Linked DNA regions of Homo sapiens: region 1 is linked to region 2. Evidence: read pairs that join two places in POLR2A ChIA-PET (ENCODE). Cell type or tissue: GM12878. All regions are shown on one strand. Links, peaks and the distances in the headings refer to the core of each region. The heading gives the core; the rest is flanking DNA. Region 1 has its middle 5.8 kb from the start of MTMR6. Region 2 overlaps LINC01053 (long intergenic non-protein coding RNA 1053).

The links. ChIA-PET counts read pairs that join two places held together with the same protein. Peaks named below come from ENCODE experiments on the same cell type or tissue, not always from the same donor. Only the 100,000 strongest peaks of a DNase experiment are listed, where the experiment ranks them.
Region 1: POLR2A ChIA-PET joins it to region 2 with 7 read pairs; 2 of 35 experiments call an interaction of 5 or more read pairs at or near these places.

What each region holds. Positions count from the first base shown.
Region 1 is chr13:25,291,836-25,294,752 of GRCh38, reverse strand. No RefSeq gene overlaps it. Among named protein-coding and RNA genes, the nearest start is that of MTMR6, 5.8 kb to the right of the region's middle. In GM12878, for the core only: no CTCF peak of the experiment used is centred there; no DNase peak of the experiment used is centred there.
Region 2 is chr13:25,184,718-25,187,634 of GRCh38, reverse strand. LINC01053 (long intergenic non-protein coding RNA 1053) reads right to left here. Exons shown (of 3, transcript NR_120427.1): 2 at 936-1,111. Among named protein-coding and RNA genes, the nearest start is that of LINC01053, 4.8 kb to the right of the region's middle. In GM12878, for the core only: no CTCF peak of the experiment used is centred there; a DNase peak (open chromatin) is centred at 1,198; H3K4me3 peaks cover 801 bases.

The DNA of each region.
Region 1 (2,917 bases), core at 262-2,761, 110 kb before region 2:
CCTGAGTAGCTGGGACTATAGGCAAAGGCTGCTATATCCAGCTATTGAGCACTTATCGAGGCCAGCTACTATGCTAAGTACTTCTGTTCATTATTTCATTAACCTGTACAAATAACTCAATGGATAACATAATGATAAGTACCACTATTTACAGATAAGGACATCAAGAGTTAGAGAAGTTAAATAATTTGACTAAATTCACAGCTAGAAAGTGGCAGAAATGAGATCTGAATTCAGATATCTTTGATTTCACAGAGAATTCTAATCATAGACTTCACCTTCTTCCATAAAACTCCTAGAAATAAAAGCCAAGAAACGAAATCAAGTGAAATATTTTTGCTCTTTTAACGATTTATGCTTACTTAAGAAGCACCAAGATTAGGAATTGTGATTGCTTTTATAATATTCCATTCGCTGGTAAACAGTAAACATAATTATAAAAGCATCCACTATTTACAATAGCAAAAGACTTGGAACCAACCCAAATGCCCATCAGTGATAGACTGGATAAAGAAAATGTGGCACATATACACCATGGAATACTATGCAGCCATAAAAAGAATGAGTTCATGTCCTTTGCAGGGACATGAATGAAGCTGGAAGCCATCATTCTCAGCAAACACACAGGAGCCGCAAAACAAACACCGCATGTTCTCACTCATAAGTGGGAGTTGAACAATGAGAACACATGGACACAGGGAGGGGAACATCATACACTGGGGCCTTTCAGGGGTTAGGGGGCAAGGGGAGGGAGAGCATTAGGACAAATACCTAATGCATGCAAGGCTTAAAATCTAGATGGGCCGGCAGGGTGCGGTGGCTCACGCCTATAATCCCAGCACTTTGGGAGGCGGAGGCCGGCGGGTCACGAGGTCAGGAGATCGAGACCATCCTGGCTAACAAGGTGAAACCCCATCTCTACTAAAAATACAAAAAATTAGCTGGGCGTGGTGGCACGTGCCTGTAGTCCCAGCTACTCAGGAGGCTGAGGCAGGAGAATCGATTGAACCCAGGGGGCAGAGGTTGCAGTGAGTCGAGATCATCATGCACTGCATTCCAGCCTGGGCGACAGAGCAAGACTCCATCTCAAAACAACAACAACAACAACAACAACAAAACAACCTAGATGATGAGTTGATAGGTACAGCGAATCACCATGCCACATTAATACATATGTAACAAACCTGCACATTCTGCACATGTATCCCAGAACTTAAAGAAAAAAAAAAAAAAATGCAAGACAATAAATTTCTGTTGTTTAAGCCTCCCCCCCAAAAAAAGCACCAATATTTTATTGTTAAATGTAAAATATTTTCTTACATAATAATAAAAATATCAAATATCTCTTGTGCCTTTTATAGGGGCACTTTTCATTTTTTTTTTAGTGGTGTAAAAATAAGCATTAAACATTACAGAGAAACAAATGCAGAAAACTCTGATTACATGGTGGCTCATGCCTGTAATCCTAGCACTTTGGGAGGCCGAGGTGGGCAGATCACTTGAGTACAGGAGTACGAGACCAGCCCGGCCAACATGGCGATACCCCGTCTCCACTAAAAAATACAAAATTAGTTGGGTGTGGTAACGCACACCTGTAGTCCCAGCTACTCAGGAGACTGAGGCTTGAACCCAGGGGGCAGAGCTTACGGTGAGCTGAGATGGCGCCACTGCACTCCAGCCTGGGCAACAGAGTGAGACTCTGTCTCAAAAAAAAAAAAAATCTGATTCCTCATTATTTCAAACCGTAATAGTAGTTTCTTTCATGCTTTTTGTGAATTTTAACTTTCAATTTTTTGTGCAAAAAAACTCCGTCTTTAATTGCAAAGTCAATTAAGAAAATGATATTTTCTTAAAATCATCAAATATTAGTCATGTCACTATTTTAAGTTGTTTTTGTAGGCACATGTAAGAAAAAACCTGATGTCTCCTAGAAGTTGGATGATAAAGGAAATTATAAATATATACATTAAAACAAAATTAATTAAGTTACAGATATGTCTCCTTAAAAAGACAGCATAGCTTCTATACCACATCTTGATATGAACCTAGCAGATGAAATGGCATATCTAAAGGCAGAATAGGGCCCTTAGAGGGAGGATTGTTCAATAATGAGGCCTAGTTTAGGGAAATCTAATATTTCCCTCAAATAATGAATCTTCAGGGCTGCCTCCAGAGGCTTGCCTGGCCCAGAGCCCCTCCTGCCTTTTCTTGTGGTTGGTACATCCTGATAGGCTGGCTGATGCATCAAGATCTTTGCTGAATGGCAACAGCCTCTCCTATCATGCAGCTAGTTTCCCCTGCTCTGAATTCATGCTAACTAAGCAATCTTCTCAACTGTAATGTGACCTCCCCCCACGCTTTATAGGAAGAGAACATGCTGACTTTCATTCCCATCTGCTTTCTTGTGGTCAATGATTACACTGGTATTTTGATATTCACCAGTCTAACTAACCCTAAAAACAAGTCTCTTCCTGATTATCTTCCTTCAGATTAGTTTGTAAGTTGCAGTGGACTACTCAATTGAATTGTAACAGTATTAAGTGTGCTCTTGGCATAATTGATGAGATCAGGCAGCAGAAAATGCTTAATCTGATGAATTTTATTGTATGTCAACATTTTTAAAGGGAAGGATAGGAATGTAGGAACACAGGTGCATATTGAATCCTCTGAAACTGGATCGTGTGCTTTATAAATATTACTAACAATAAAACAAATATTAGTGAATGAACCTCTTCTCTTTCCAATGTCTCTTCATTTCCCACCCCTTGTATTGAGGGGAAATGGGTCTCTTTGTTCCTTGCAGTAATCACCAAGGGGAGAGCTGGCAACAGAGAGGCAGATGGCCTGGATCATCTGGATCCTATATATGGTACCTGACTGGGGCTTCTACTCAGCTACTGCTGCTAACAGGACATCT
Region 2 (2,917 bases), core at 224-2,723:
TACAATGCTTCACAAGGGCATGAGAAAAATTCTGTTTAGTTAGAATGACAAACATCATTTTCACAGGTGTGAGAAGAAATTGTCAGCATACAGGCCGGGCGCCATGGCTCACACGTGTAATCCCAGCACTTTGGGAGGCCGAGGCAGGCCAACCGCCTGAGGTCAAGAGTTTGAGACCAGCATGGCCAACATGGCAAAACTCCGTCTCTACTAAAAATACAAAAATTAACTGGGTGTGGTGGCAGGTGCCTGTAATCCCAGCTACTCGGGAGGCTGAGGCAGGAGAACCGCTTGAACTCAGGAGGCGGAGGTTGCAGTGAGACGAGATCGCACCATTGCACTCCAGTCTGGGCAACAGAGCAAGACCCAGTTAAAAAAAAAAAAGAAAAAAAAGAAAGAGAGAGATAGAAAGAAAAGAGGGGGCCGGGCGCGGTGGCTCACGCCTGTAATCCCAGGACTTTGGGAGTCTGAGGCAGGCGGATCACGAGGTCAGGAGATCGAGACTATCCTGGCTAACACGGTGAAACCCCATCTCTACTCAAAATACAAAAAAAAAAAAAATTAGTCAGGTGTGATGGTGGGCACCTGTAGTCCCAGCTACTCGGGAGGCTGAGGCAGGAGAATGGTGTGAACCCAGGACGCATAGCTTGCAGTGAGCCGAGATTGTGTCACTGCACTCCAGCCTGGGCGACAGAGCAAGACTCTGTCCAAAAAAAAAAAAGAAAGAAAGAAAAGGAGGGAGGGAGGGAGGGAGGAAGGAAGGAAGGAAGGAAGGAAGGAAGGAAGGAAGGAAGGAAGGAATTGCAATGAAAGAATAGTGTCGCATGGACCACCTACAAGAAACTTCTCGCACATTAGTAACAGGGAGTTATTCTGGTGCTTCATGTTGTTGGAGGGAGGAAGGGAAGAAAGAAGCTTATTCAAGTACAACCCACCTGCAAGCCCCTTGTCTGTTCTCAGAGAAGCTGTGAATAGCTGTTGTGCTTCTGAGACCTTGGAAAGATGTGTGCGTGACCGCATGTCTATGAAATTTCAGAGATCCCGCTTCAGATGGAAATATTAGGAGCCCTTCCCGGTCTTCATGAATTCACCTGTGTCAGCTGCAGAAAGGCTGCAGTGGGGTGATAGTTTCGGATTGATTAGTCAGAAGCTAAATGTTGAACAGAGGTAGCAAGATGAGCACTTTCTGTGGGTAGCCCCCCGAGTTTTGCTAGTCTGCCAAAAAGGGAACCATCTGTATTGGAAAGTGTGGTTCACGGTGCAGGTCGTTGCTGAAGGTGAGTTAGGAATCTGTAGGGCGGCCCAAAACTAGCACATGCACCCGGTGCGCACTCGCAGGCCACAGAGTCCTCACCCACCCTCCTGTGCCTTCTGTGCCCTTATAGAAATCCTGCCAGCATGTCACGGAGGCAGTCTACCAACAGGACGAGGAGAAGTCAGAACACCGAGATCTGCCTTTTACAAACGTTTGAACTGTCCAGCTTCCACTTTGAGGTGGTAGTTACCAGCGCAGGGTAGGGAGGGCAGAAGCACCCATTGGCAGGTGCGCCGCCTGCGCCTGGAGGGAAAAGGAAACCGCAGCTGTCTTTCCCACACTGGCTGCTCCCTGCTTTTTGATTTTTTAAAATTTTTCCAAACAGTAAAATTTCCATTTTCCCAGGCACCTGGGCTCCAAATATGCGTTATCTTTGAAGACTTGGTAAAGACAGCAGATTCATATAGAAGAATACAAATCACCCAGCGTCCTAATCCAGAGCTGGCCACTGCTACTGTTGATTAAATTTCCCTTGATGCATATTGTTTTACATGGTTGACACTATCCTGGGTGTAGTTTCAAGATTGTGTGTTGCTTTTTCCTTGCTCCGAAGGGAGTGGGGAGAAATGTTATCATAAGCATTTTCCCATGTCATGAAAAAATTCTTCATACAATAATGCGAGGGGAAATGTATATTATTAGCAACTGATATGAGAATTCCTTTTAGGGGAAAACTTGCCTTTTTAAAGAAAAAAAGCTCTGAGGAGAAGTGTGGGGAATCATTTGTCAGTTGCTCCAGGAAGTAAAGGAAGCAAGAGTGAGTGAGAGACAGAGCCGGACTGTGCAATCCCAGCCCCATCCAGGAGCCGCACAACCATGGCCAATCACCCAAATCAAGAAATACTCGAGGGAAATAGGAACTGAATTAAAGCAGCCCTGGGCAGGGCATAGCCAGAAAAAAGCACTTGAAAAGAAGCTCTTGGTAATCTACAAAGTTAATGGGAAAGATTTGCATTTCATAAATTGTGGAAGGGAGAATCAGGGCATATTAATCAGACATCTGAGAGACTACAAGGAGGGCCCCTCTGGTCCCTCAGCTGGCATCAGGTTGATGTTCACAAAGTCTTGGTGGTTGCTCTGTGTTCCATTAAACAGCAATATCATTTAACTAACACTTTGAATAAGTTTATGTTCAGATTATTTACTTGAACTTTGAAATCACAAGGTTGAAAGGCACAAGCATTTTAAATTAATACCTGGTCATTTTGAAGAATGTCTATGAATTTCCAGATCTACAGGCAGCGGTATGAGAGCCATTTCTCTGCATCCTCGCCATCACCTACCTGCTATTTAGAATCTACTCCATACGCCACTGCCTCCATGAAGCCTTTTGTGACCTGCCCAAGTGTAAATAATGTGTCTTATAAACCCTATAATGTCTCATGTTCCCTGCACCCAGGCAGTGAGTGATTCTATTTTGTTTCATATTCTGACTATTAGCATGTATACCTCCTCCTTGAGCTATGCTGTAAGCAGCTTGAAGGTAGACTCTTGAGGCTTTCTTTTGCTTATTGTAAAATAAATAGTGAAGGGGAGCAGAAGCCCATGTTTCTTAAAGAGTGGGCAGCCCTTGCTGCTCTGATTTCATGTCTCCTGACCCAG